3 separate regions of the Homo sapiens genome follow, and all the other regions are linked to region 1. The links are chromatin contacts, found by Hi-C in ENCODE. All regions are on one chromosome and are shown on one strand. The core of a region is the stretch at or near the end of the contact, and the rest is flanking DNA. Distances in the headings are between cores, read along the strand shown.

What was found. A loop is a pair of places that touch in the nucleus more often than their neighbours do. Pooled maps may share reads with other maps.
Region 2: a loop to region 1 is called in a map of heart right ventricle, with 7 times the contacts of the local background. The contact joins two enhancer-like sites. A Hi-C loop is called at or near these places in 13 of 168 maps with a recorded cell type or tissue (Right ventricle myocardium inferior, cardiac septum, dorsolateral prefrontal cortex and 5 more) and 11 of 50 pooled maps.
Region 3: a loop to region 1 is called in a map of heart right ventricle, with 4 times the contacts of the local background. The contact joins two enhancer-like sites. A Hi-C loop is called at or near these places in 11 of 168 maps with a recorded cell type or tissue (PC-9, cardiac septum, endothelial cell of umbilical vein and 3 more) and 15 of 50 pooled maps.

What each region holds. Positions count from the first base shown.
Region 1 is chr20:22,860,841-22,865,361 of GRCh38, reverse strand. No RefSeq gene overlaps it. Among named protein-coding and RNA genes, the nearest start is that of SSTR4, 170 kb to the left of the region's middle. Within about 2 kb of position 3,266, at least 6 of the 41 ENCODE cell types and tissues checked have a DNase peak (open chromatin) inside an H3K27ac peak, as active enhancers do; they include heart left ventricle and heart right ventricle, where a contact is called at or near this core.
Region 2 is chr20:22,716,559-22,720,930 of GRCh38, reverse strand. No RefSeq gene overlaps it. Among named protein-coding and RNA genes, the nearest start is that of LINC01747, 33 kb to the right of the region's middle. Within about 2 kb of position 1,555, at least 5 of the 41 ENCODE cell types and tissues checked have a DNase peak (open chromatin) inside an H3K27ac peak, as active enhancers do; they include heart left ventricle and heart right ventricle, where a contact is called at or near this core.
Region 3 is chr20:22,689,137-22,693,138 of GRCh38, reverse strand. It overlaps LOC124904963 (a long non-coding RNA gene), which reads right to left. Exons shown (of 2, transcript XR_007067729.1): 2 at 1,429-1,675. Among named protein-coding and RNA genes, the nearest start is that of LINC01747, 5.8 kb to the right of the region's middle. RefSeq lists a silencer at 1,235-1,334. Within about 2 kb of position 1,303, at least 2 of the 41 ENCODE cell types and tissues checked have a DNase peak (open chromatin) inside an H3K27ac peak, as active enhancers do; they include heart right ventricle, where a contact is called at or near this core.

The DNA.
Region 1 (4,521 bases), core at 2,017-4,516:
TAAACTACAGTGCAAGAAAGGATCTTATTTTGCTATTTTTGGACATGGTTTTCTGGAATTCCATGAAAGTCATTTTGCAGTGACTTCCCTCATAGAACTGTAAGATTCTCATCTAACTCCAGAGTCACTGCATACCTGACTCATGAAGACCTTTTCTGTCTGCATGAGCCCCTTAGATGCTCCTTCTATTGAACTCAACCTGAGTTTACCTTCCACTCTGGACATGGGTCAGGGCTCTGATTCTACCCTCCAGAGGAAGGGCAGCCCCTGCTGCCCCTGTTCCATTTCTTGGCAGCTATTTGGGGTGCATGGTGTGTGGTGTTTGCTATAGAAGGATGCCACTGAAAGGTTCTTCTAAAGAGACTAGGGGTGGCATTGCTGAAGCCAGGAAACTCTCTTAGGGGTGGTATTTTAGTTTCTTTTCCATAGCAAGGCCTGAATAAAGGCCTGCATGAAGGGTAATCTTACATGTCTTCCCTCCCTTCTTTGTTTTTATTTTAAAATTTCTTAAAGAGATAAAACATTTTTCACAGGTCAATTTTCCTAGAAGCAAAGCCCAAGGTAAGAATTATTTTGAATTATTTACTAAATGAGCATTTTAGGAGAAGAGATAGGAAAGAAATGAGGTGGGGCAGAGGAAAGGGCCAGGTGAAAATGTGGTGTTGCTGGGGTCTAATCTCAGCGTGACCCTACATGTAGCATGACAGCACTATAGGTTTATCCCACTTCAAAGCAAGGGGACCAGTCTTTTGTATTCCTGTGTCAGATACCAATGGATGTGTATGCTGCCTGATATTTCAGGACAAGTGGAAACCATTGGCCAAAGGCAGTTCTTCAGAAAAGTATGCAGCTGTGAAATGTTAGCAGCCCACATGCCCAGCAATTGGGGATGAGTGCAGGGTCCTGATAAAGGAATCTGGGTTAACACAGGACAGGGCACAAATTACTGTTAGGAGAACCCTGCTTTCTTGCTTTTTTTTTTCTGTTATGCCCTGAGAACTTCTGTGCATGTAACGTGTCCTTGTGGAATAAAGGTTCATGAGCTCAGAGACTTTACATCTGAAAATCAAAACAAAATCTTTTTATGTCAAGGGTTGCCCTGCTTGTCCCCATCATGCCCAAGATAGTGGTGGACGCAAGGCGGTAACCTTAAAGTGTGTGTTGTTGAGTGGCTAGTGCACTTGAAGGAGAATGGCTCAATAACATCTCCAGAGCAGCTGTACATCCCAGTGGGTGGGGGGCAGTGGAGAGGTCATGGGGAGACAGTGGGTGGTCTTGCACAGAAAGTAACATGAAACTCTCAGTCCTGCCGACCACGAAATTCATTTGCAGCTCAGGGTCCAGCCAGTTTATGCTTCTTCACATCAAAACGTTTCAGACACAGCCAGGATCATGGAAAAATCATTGCAAAACTTGAGAGCCTTTAGTTTCAAGCAGCCAATTCCAGGAATATCCACAGGCAGCTGGCATTTTGCAGAGCATTAGGGGGAGCAAATCACTGGAGAAATTAGTTTACAAACTTTTTTTTTCAAAGTGAATGCAGAGCATAGTCATAGTCAGAGAATAAGGACTTTTTGCATACAATAATAATGTCCTTGAAAAAGCAATATAACAGCCCAATAAAGATCAAGGTGGGCTAAGAAATACATGGGGTTCCTACAAGAACAGAACAAAAATAAGTGAAAGACCAACTGAATAAGGATGGAAATTTCTGTGTCTAGGAAGAAATAAATGCTTTCCACAGAGCTCATTAGAGTCACCTTTTGCAGTTATTGAGCATATTTGTGTTTAAATTAATTGGATGGTGAAAAACACATGGCACATTTCCCTAATTCAGATAGCATAAGATGAAAGACAAAGAACCAACTCAATAACAGATTTTTTTTTCAAGAGAGGAGCATGACATAAAATGTAAACTCTGAGGGTAAGATGCATCTCAATTTCAGGAATATGAAGAATGTGAGGGTGGAAGGGAAGGGTGTGTGTTGGAATCAAAATGTGGGAATACAATAGTTTTCTTTCTGAAGTGCAAGTTTAATAATGCTCTAAAGTTTTATTATTTCACAGTATTTGCAGGTAAAGAAAATATGTAACTTGTTTTTTCCTCACCTGAGTATTATAGGAAGGATCCTAGTGTCAGGACTGGCCAAAAACAGGGCAGAGTCTCATTTTTTTCAAGGCCTATTCCTGTCTGGACTTTTGTCCATTAGAATGGGACAATAGCCATTTTCGTGTTTGGCATCTTCATGCAGGCGTCAGGAAGCTGAATTACAAAAAGGAGCTCAGAGCCAAAGAGACCTGAGAGCCTGCCCTGGCCACGGCAGCTCTTGAGGTCTTTGGTTTTCCAGGAAAAGACGTCGCGTGGGCCCGGGAGGCTGCGCTTCCAGGAAGGACCCTTATTATAAAGTTTAAAGGCAGGGGCTGCCGTTCCACATTCCTTAAGCTAAATTCACACTTGGGACCTTCAGCAGTGAATATGTATTTCCTTAGAAATCCCTGGGGTTATAATATTTATAGCCAGAGGTGGGGCTGTTCCATCTGGGAGGGTGTCTGATCCTTCAGCAGAGTTGAAAACCAATGTATACCCAGAGCGCATCCATCTTCATAACCACCCTGCAGGTTTGTACGAACAGGAAGAACAAAGGGCTTGACCAAATACTTATTGTGAATTTTCTGTGTGTTTAATGATCATCAGCTGTTGGTGAAAAAAATGAATAAATATTCAAAGCACTTTCAAGTTTTAATTATCTGTGTGAAGCCAAAGGAGTAAGGAAACCACAGTCCTTCAATTAAACACTCACAGGTAACCCAAACCTGTCACCTGTTCACTTTTCTGCCAAGATTTTTCTATACTGATTGCCTCAGGTGTGAGTGTGAATTGTGGAAAATGTCTAAAATGGAGCCATTAAGCACATCAGTACCAAGTGCATTTGTCTTAAAATACAATTTTGACACCTACTCTGTAAGTCCCAGAATTGGCCTTGAAGGTGAAAGGCGAACCAGACATTGTCCACCTTTGTCACCCTGATGTGCGCAGAGGCTGAGGGGACCTCACTCTTTCTTGCTGAGCTAGAAAAAAATGTGTGCGAGTCCAGGGGAGGGTGCCGTTTTTCCATCCTTTTCAGAAAGGATATTGATCATATCCTTTTCCTTCGTGTCATCACAGGGGCGGCTGCTCCAGGAAACCCGGCTCCTCCTTGATGAGGCTCAGGAACATGATTCCAGGGCAATGCACACCACATCCTGCCCCTCCCTGCGCATCCCTGAGGCTTCAGCGCCGCTCCCCTGGCTCCAGGCACATCTTGCCAGAAGCCCCTCTGTCCTGCAAATCAGCAAGACTTGCCTGGTCTTTTGATGGTTGAAAGGGTTTTTTTTTTTATTTTTTGCTCTGCAGAACATAAACATTCTGCCTCCAGTGTGTGTGCTGCTGAATCTGCTCCCCACATTACTGTAAGAAAAATTGTCCCCAAATTTACATCTGTGCATTAAATGACTCAGTGGTTACCCATTGCTGCTATATAACTTAATACTGACCTCGAGGGGTTGTTGTTGGAATAAAAGAGGCCTGTGTGAGTCGGTGTAGCTCATAGTCGGCACGCACTAGTGTGACATCACCCTCTTTGCTCCAGCTTCATGACCGGCCTTGCTGTGTTCTGACACCACAACTTTCAGTTGCTGATAATTCAGACTTCATCCGGACTCCTGATACTCCTGCGCTCTTTCTCTGGGTTAAGGACCAGGATTGCAGAGGGCATCCTCAATGGAAAGAGAATGCAGGTGGCTATGAACCCTGCAAGGTGCATAAAATCAAATTTATGGGCATAGAAAACAAAAGGAAGGCTGGAGATGGTGGCCTGTTCTCTCCGTGTGGAAACCCTTTTGTGAGTCACTCTCATTACGCTTCAGTTCCTCACATGACAACATTCCCCAGCAGCAAAGCAAATGGGTTCTTCAGCAAGATGGTGCCTTGTTTTGATTACTGGGGATTACTTAAGCCATGAAGAATAGCTTCCATGCTAGTGTCAGTAATGAAAAAGCCGTGGAGATGATGTCATTATTACTTATTTTTGAGCCCCAGTAGAATATTTGTTATTTGTTAGAACACCAGACCACGTAGTTTCTTACCACAGGGACTTCCAGTCTCATACCGTGTATAATGCACTCACCGTGTACAGTACAATAAACCAGATGATATGTCGTAAAAAGGCGGTCATCCTTACTTGGAGTTTCCCACTGCTGATTCTATTAACATTCAGTACAGACCCTTCATTCCAAAGATAGGCATCATACTGTCAGAGCCTCTTAGCGTGTTTACCAAGCTTGCCACCAGCTCATCAGCCCCCTTAACTTCCAGGAGTGGATCTGAGGAGCTCTGTGGTTTGCTCATGGTTACCTCTCCACCCTGGCCATGGTTCATTGGGCTGTATGTGGACCCTCATGCAGCTGCGCCTGTCGGGGTCCTGTTCTGAGAGTTCAGGACGGGACTCAGATGCCCAATCTGGGCAAGTCTCTTAAATGGAA
Region 2 (4,372 bases), core at 306-2,805, 140 kb after region 1:
ATATCAATACAGACAGCAAAATAAAACCACATTCACCAATGAAGTACTACAAAAAAAAATGACAACTGCAACATTTGCAAAATCATGGCAGAGTCTACAGGCAGGAATCTGAGCAAAAGAAATCAGACAGGAAAGAGCACACACTGTATGTAAGATTCTATGAATTTTAAGAACAGGCTAGAGGTGGACTACTTCACAGCCAGAAAAAAAGAACGAGATCATGATCTTTGCAGCAACAAGAATGGAGCTGGAGGTCATTATCCTAAGTGAACTAACACAGGAAGAGAAAACCAAATACCACATGTTCTCACTTATAAGTGGGAGCTAAACATTGAGTACACATGGACACAAAGAAGGAAACAATAGACACCTGGGACCCCTTGAGGGTGGAGGGTGGGAGGAGAGTGAGGATTGAAAAACTACCTGCTGAGTACCATGCTTATCTGCCAGGTGACAACATAAGCTGTACACCAAAACCCCAAGACATAGACATGTAATTTACCTATACGACAAACCTGCACATGTACCCCTGAAACTAACATTAAAGTTTTTTTTTGGTGGTTTTTTTTTTTTTTTTTTTTTTTTTTTCAGAAAGAACAGGCTAAAGGGCTTGTGTTGAGGGAAGCCAGAACACAGATTCCCTCTGGTGGGTGGGTGATGACCGGAAGGAGCCAGAGGTGTGGGGAGTTGGGAATGTCCACATCTTGATCTGAGCAGTGCAATGTGACTCTAGATAGGCGTTATTAAACATTCACGAAGCTACACAATTAAATCATTGGACAGTATGCCAGGCATTTTAAGCCTCAGTTGTTGTTTTTTTTTTTTTTAAAAAAAAAAAGAGAGAGAAACTTAGGGCATATCAGTTAAATATAACATGCAGAACTTGTTTGGATTCTGTTTGTACAAAATCCTGTTAAAAAGCATTCATGAAACAATGAGGAAATGGCAAGTCTCAATTGAAACTTACTACATAACATGAAGTGATGATATTTTTGTATGCTCATGGTATCACAGTATGGATTTATATTCCCTGATCTGTTAGAATACATGCTGAAGGATGCAATTATATGATACTTGGCTTTGCCTCAAAATAGTCCAGTGGGGCCTTGCAGGAGGGCTGGATGTTACAGAGGACACGGGTCAGGAGTACCTTAGCGACGAGTGCATGGAAGTTGATGCATGCATTTGCAGGAAATTTTCCATAATAAAATAATTTCTTTTAAATCTGTCTTTGGGGAAGGCCATAAGAGAAAAAAAAATCTAAAATAAAAATTTTATTTTAAAACAAAGTCTGGTTTTGCTTTATCATGTAGTGAGGCGTACTGCAGGAGATCTGAAACAATGTCAGGGTGCCCCACCCCACCCTGCTTTTCCCTCCTTCCCAGCACGTGGGATCACCCCACAGGGCCAGACATAGCAGAGTCTGAGGCCTCTTCCTGGCAGGAGGACTCCCCGAGGCAGGCAGGAAGCGTCTCTACCCAAGGCTCCGGGGAGCTAAGCCTTCCTCTGAGGGACCGCCCTGGGATTGTTTTATATTTACCTTAGCTCAGCACAGTCTCCACCCTGGCTTCCCTTGTCCTTGAAAAGGCGACAGAGGAATATTCTTAGCTCACTAGCCCTGTGCATACCTCAGGCTTCCGGAGCATCTCTGCAACTGGGGCCTCTGTGCTATGCTTTTTCCAGATGAATATGTTTGCAAGGCTTCTGCTTGAACCAGGAAGCTGCAGGCCCTAGTGGGAGCTGTGCCCATAGACCACACTTCCCCCACTGCAACTCTGCTCCAAGAGCAAGTTTGAGAAACAAGATTCCCCATGCATGTAACCATATTGAGAGCTCTGAGAAGACCTAGAGTAAAGCAGAATAAAACAAAGAAAGCATTGACAGAGGAGCACCAGGGAGCATCCCTCAAGTCCTCCTCCAAATGCACTCTTGGGGAAACCTGCGCAGAAGTGTGGCCCTTGGAGCAGTCGTTCTGAACCAGGATCCACTCTGGGTTCTGGAAATCATGAGCTTTCTAAAGTCACATTTCGTGCCTTCTTTATGAAGCAAAGGTCCTTGCGTCATGAGGCTCACAAAGGGATCCCAGACCCTGAAAGAAGCCAAAACAACTGCACTTGGTGGGTTTTTCTAAGGGACAGTCTAATGTGTTCTTGATGAGTGTTAAATTTGAATGCATAACATCATCTCTTCATACATTTATCTTTCAGTGTTGTCTCTCACTTTAAAGATCTTACCTCACAAATTATAAGACAGACCAAATTCCCATTTTAAATCCAGGCACAAAGGAATCTTGAAAAGCAAGTGGCTAAATCAAGAACACATAGAGAGAGAGAGGGTGGTCTACCCTTCACGCGCATGTGGCCAACCTGGAGGAGCTTGCAATTTTAAAGATTCACATTCAGCAGATCTTTCCACTTGGCTCTCTCATCTACTCAGGATTCTGCAGAAGGTTGAATGAACTGTCCTTGTTCCACTGTGCATCTCAGGGGAAGGTCAGCTAGCAACTCCAGATTACACGGGTGCAGTGTCTACTGCGTAACCCAAGCAAGCATGTCATCATTGAAACGAAGAACCAAGTCTTAAAAATTAATGCCCCGAGGTTCAGACTGAGGGCTCTATTCTGGTCTGATCTGAGACCAAAGGGAAGGCCTTGGTATCTTATAAAAAGAAGCTTAGGCTTTATATACATACATTGTTTTTCATCGTGGCCTCACATTTGTATTATTTTATTTTATATATTTGATTTTATTCATTTATATTATTTACAGCTCATTTACAACTCATTTTATTGGTATTTTTCTTTCTGTTTAGCACACTTCCTAGTACACAAAATTGTAGCATGCATAATAATAAAATATTTGGTTTTCTTATTAAATAATAACGCATGCCATGGTAAAACACTGGAAACTAAGAATCACCATCATTCCGACATCTCAGAGGTAACTATGGTTTACACAGACAGAGCTTTGAAGAAGCAGCTCTTCTGCCCTTTCTGGAGTCTCAAGTCCTGTGTCGCTTCTTCCCCATATTAGAGAGAGATCTACACTATACATCTCAACTTGTCTGAAGTGCCTGTGAGTTTAATACATAGCTGTAGAGCGTAAATGTTCAGTTCTCCAGACTTGAGCAAAATATACTGGGAAATTGTCCTTTTACAATACATTACCAGGAAATATCCCTATAACAACTGCGGAAGGGTGTGTAACCATGGCTATTCTACACTTCAGCGCTGCATCCACCCAGTTCTGAGTCACTGAATTCCCTCCTTATCAGCCTCCTGACCTTCAGAGTTCTGCTCCTGACCCCATCTGCACCCTCCCCTCCTCAACCAACGCTGACTTCACCCAGTCCTGTAAATCCTCCAGCTTCTGACCAAATTGCATTTGAGGACAAGGAAAAGGGACAGAGTCTGGATTTCAAATGTAGATAATGAAACTTTAGCTGAACTGATCAAGGAAAAAGGAGACAACTCTAATTTCTAATATCAGGAATGGAAAAGGAAGCAACAGTGTAGATTTTGGAGACATCAAAAGAATGGTCAGAGTACATTATGGTCAGCTTGATGTCAATAAATTGCACAGCTTAGATGATATGGACAAATTCCTTGAAAAATATAACTTAAGAAATGTATAAAAAAGGAAAAAATACTTGGAATATGAATCATCCCACTCAAGGTTCCAGAGCTTAGAAATAAATCCAACAGCTTCAGGGGAAAATATGAGGAGAGTGAGGAGTGGCTCTAGATGGAAAGGAAATAGCAAGTGTCTCAAAACTGTGTTTGGTGTAGTTCCCAGAATCAACAAAGCAGAGGCCGTTGAGTGTGTTACATATTTTAGATTTGGGGAGGGTATGTCTTCGATTAGATCAAATTGGGGAATGTAATGTTTGACCTTCATGACTCCCACCTGTGAAGACTGAACATCGTCTGTTTTGCTAAGTGAAACTCAGCTGGAGGAGAGTGCAGAACGAGGAAGAGAAGCAAGCAGTCAGAGGCCACAGTGATGATGTGGTGGGGTGGAAGCCAGGAACCACACAGTGCCCGCTGAAGGACCCACCTGCACATGGCCTCCAGCCAAGGCAAGTGGAGTAGTCACAGCCTTCCTTCCTTCCGCAAAGCAAAAACTACAAAAGCTACTTATATCTTCTAAGTTCCTCATAATCATTTGCCTAAAGTATTTGCAGTTATTCAGGTATTGAATAGTTTCTACAGGAGTTTCTTATAAACTCCAACTTCTACTTATTCCCTTTTATTCCTCTCATTTCTTCAGTCTGTTTCTGTGTATCTGGATTCTGGTGTTACTACCATTGGAGATCATCTTTATTTCAAGGATCTTCACACTTTCATTGCCTTTCCTCTTCTCTTACCCAGGTC
Region 3 (4,002 bases), core at 54-2,553, 170 kb after region 1:
TGATCTAGGCTCACTGCAACCTCGCCTCCTGGGGTCAAACAATGCTCTGCCTCAGCCTCCCGAGTAGCTGGAATTACAGGCGACTGCCACCACGCCCAGCTAATTTTTTTTTCTTTTCTTTTTTTTTTTTTTTTTTGTACTTTTAGTAGAGACGGGGTTTTGTTTCCATGTTAGCCAGGCTGCTCTTAAACTCCTGACCTCGTGATCCACCCCCCTCAGCCTCCCAAAGTGCTGGGGTTACAGGCGTAAGCCACTGTGCCTGGCCTAGTTTCTTAATAACCTTGCTTTCACTTTGCAAAAAAATAAATAATAATAATAAATGGGAGCTGAACAATGAGAACACATGAACACAGGGAGGGGAACAACACACACTGGGGCCTGTCGTGGGGCAGGGGTAGAGACAGCATCAGGATAACTAGCTAATGAATGCAGTGCTAAATACCTAGGTGATGGGTTGATAGGTGCAGTAAACAACCATGGCACGTTTACCTACGTAACAAACCTGCACATCCTGCACATGTATCCCGGAACTTATAATAAAATTTAAAAAAATAAAATAGCTTGGGTTCATCGGTGGTTTCTACAAGGAACCAGAGTCCCACTGTCTTTGCGTGGATCACTTACTAACCTTGATACTCAGAGCTAGGGCAACAGCATCTTTAGAAACAAAAAACAAGGAAAATGGCTCAAAATGTGATTCACTTTTTTTTCCCAGGCCCTCTTTCCTCTCCAAGTGCTTGCATTTTGCCTCCATCTTTTCTCTTCCCCATTGTTGGATATTTTCACCGTGCTCATCTCAGCACTGATGGAGAGAGGAAGGAAGAAGGGCTGTCTGGCCATGCCCAGCCATCCCCACCGGGAGAGGATGCCCAAGGAGGAAGCTTCCAGGCAAGCTTTCTGGGAGCTGGAGGAGTTAGAAGATGAGGTTCTTCATCTTCATATGTTCCCTGCAGGCTCAAGGTACTGCTCGCTGCTTGCAGGAGGGACAGGGAAGCCTGAACACCACGATAACCCCAATTGGGGTTATCCGGCAGCTGCCCCACACCCTGGACATGCCGACAAGGAAAAGAAACACCGGGAATGTGTCTCCCCTTAGTCCTGCCTCTGACCTAACCTGCTGTTGGTCAGAGTTAGAGGCTGTGCACATAACCAGCTTCTCCATCAGGCCTGAGCTGGGGGTCGCTTGAGACTTTATCCAGCTCATTGCTCGCGCCTTGGCGGAGCCGGCCATTGTTAGCTCTGCCAGGGCCTCCGGCTGAGGCCGAGCCGGTAGGGAGCTTGTGCCTGTGCGGCCGAATGAACCCTGAAACGGCACCCTCTGCTGCCCTCTACTGTCAAATCGGCTTAATTGCAGACGGCCTAAGCGGCTGCTTCAAAAGGGAACTAGAAGAGGGTCCTACATTCAGACACGATTTTGCTTCCACCTGCTTTTATGAATTTTGCATCATTTTATTGGCATAGATAACCTAAATGAAAACATTTTACTTAAGCAAACCTCAATGACATTCCCTAGGACCCAGGGTTTGCCTTTGACCTAGGGCACAAACGTCTTCCTTCTCAGTGTCTGGCAGAGGGTCTAGCAGCAGCAGGCCTGGCTGATGGTGCGCTGTGAAGCTTTCGCTGATGTGCTTAGTAAGTGCCGGGGCACACATTCTCATTTAAAGCGCCTGCAAATCTGTGCAATAGAAAAACACATCCAGTAGCCAGAAAACGTGTGAGCCCTGATCTGAACTTAGGTCTCCTTCGAGGGCTTCCAGTTTTTTTGTGCAGAGTCGCTGGACTCATCTGGAACGCTACTTGATTAAAGTTTGGGAATTTCTGATCCTCCCAGAAAGCAGATCAACCACCAACTAAGGCTTCAGGCTCTATGGACCACAGGCACCACCGCTTCCTCCTTAACAGCTGGTGGGTGGCTAGGCAGACCCACTCCACCACACTTATGTGGGACCACCAGCCTGGCATTTGGTTGCTTGGCCCAAATATCAGGGCTTGTTCCATCCACAAAGACACACTGCAGCCCTGCTACATGCCAGGCACTTCTCTGGGAGCAGGGATGGGACAGCAGTCAGAGACGCGAACTCTACCCCCTAGGGTGCTGGCAGCTTTTTCGCCAGCTCTTCAGATGCTTCCGTATGGTGGAACCACATAGCGCTCAGACAGCTTGGCCGTCAGGTGGTTTATCTATAGCCCTAAAGAGAAAAACACACCCATTGTCCACAGAGCTCACTACAGACAGTCCAGGAAGTGCTCCCTGGCATGCCTGCTTTCTGGGCAGTTTGCACAGTTGATCCCGTTCCCCTCAGGTGGAGAAGCTTCAGGGTCTAGGGGAATGAGGCAGAGCAACAGTGGAAGGTCAGGGGACAGTGAAGTGGGGTCACTCCCAGGTGCTGAGCTCTGGCAGCCACTGGCACCAGAAGGACAGACAGTAAAATAAGTGATATTTCCCAAGCATACAGAGAGTTATTAATTAGAGTTAGCTATTTACCAGCTAAGTGCTGAAAGGGTCCATGGTAATTAAAAGAGCTAATCAGATTTTCAAAGGGCACCAACACCATGTAAACATAAGGGGATTCTACGTGCTGTTCTCGGCATGTCATTTGAAGCTGTTGGGGTGAGGGGTTGTGGCTGTTGACTCTTCTAGTAGAGAAAGCACCACCCTGTTGGCTGCTCACCCCTAGAGAAGGATGGAGGGACCTAGAATTAATGCCAGGGCCTCCCAACAGGTGCTGCACACACATTTGCACTGTTGTTTGTAAGTATATACAGCTCTTCTGGCTTCTGATTTTGTTTTAGCTTTAATTATCCAAAGTGCTACTAAGTTAATATCAATGTTTTTCTATTGCCTTTTTCTCTATCAGTGGTTACGAAACATGTGTCCATCACGTGTTGTTTGCCTTTAGATCCATTTCACAACCGCCCCCTGCAAACGCTGTTTTCCAGGCTCTCTTGCCTACTGGCTTCCATTTAGGTTCATCCAACGGGAAGTGATGTCAAGAGATGGAGGTGAGAGGAAGAGGGAAGTGAGAGCATTTCTCTCCTCACCCTGACCCTTCACCTCTGATTGGAGTCCCTGGTGGGAGCGGCCCCTCCTGGACCGGCTGGGTGTCAACTCCAGCTCTAGCCAGGTGACCCTTCCTTAGACCCGGTTGCCACTGCGAGACTCAACTCCAAGTTCTATCTTGGCTTCTCCAGATTTAATCTTAAGAGCAGCTGCAGCTAATTTCTGAGGTTTGAAAATAACAGTAATTCACATAAGCAGGTTAATGAAATACAGGAAATGTATCACTTTGTAAATTCTTACAGTGTCCTATTTTAGGATCCCTGGAAGCAGAATCTGAAACAAGTCTTTGTGTGAAGATTTATTAGAAAGTGTTCCCAGAACAACAACAACAAAAAGAGGCAAGACAGTGGAAAGGTGGGACTGGGGAGTGAAAAAAGTGAGCCAGGAACCACGTGGGTGCTTCTGGCTTCCTCCTGCTAGGGAGTTCTGAGACAGAGTCAGGGCTGGTCACACCCCAGAGAGGCCGCACTGGCGATGAAGGAGCTGGAATATTCATATTCTGCAAGTAGTAAAGGGTTAACCTTGCCCAAAGAAAGGTGTGGCCCTGGCACAGCTCCTGGAAGGCAGCCTCTAAGTCCTTTAATCTCTAATGTCCTGTCTGATAAGTGTCTGTTTACCGAGGCCTTAGGCCACACCAGGTAGTTGATGCTAAGGATAGGATTCACAGTGGAGGTCTTGTATCAGCTTGATCTGTCAAGGGGCTGGAGACCAGGTCAGCCATGTAGATTGTCCATCATGTTTACGTGACCAAGCCTTCAATAAAAACCCTGGACGCCAAGGCTCAGGTCAGTGTCCCTGGTCAGCAATATTCCATGCATGCTGCCCCATGTCATTACTGGGAGAACTAAGCACTGCTGCAGAGCCCCACTAGGAGAGGACACTGGAGCACCACAGCTAGAGCTCTCCTGGGACCCACCCTAGGTGCATCTTCCCACTGCTGA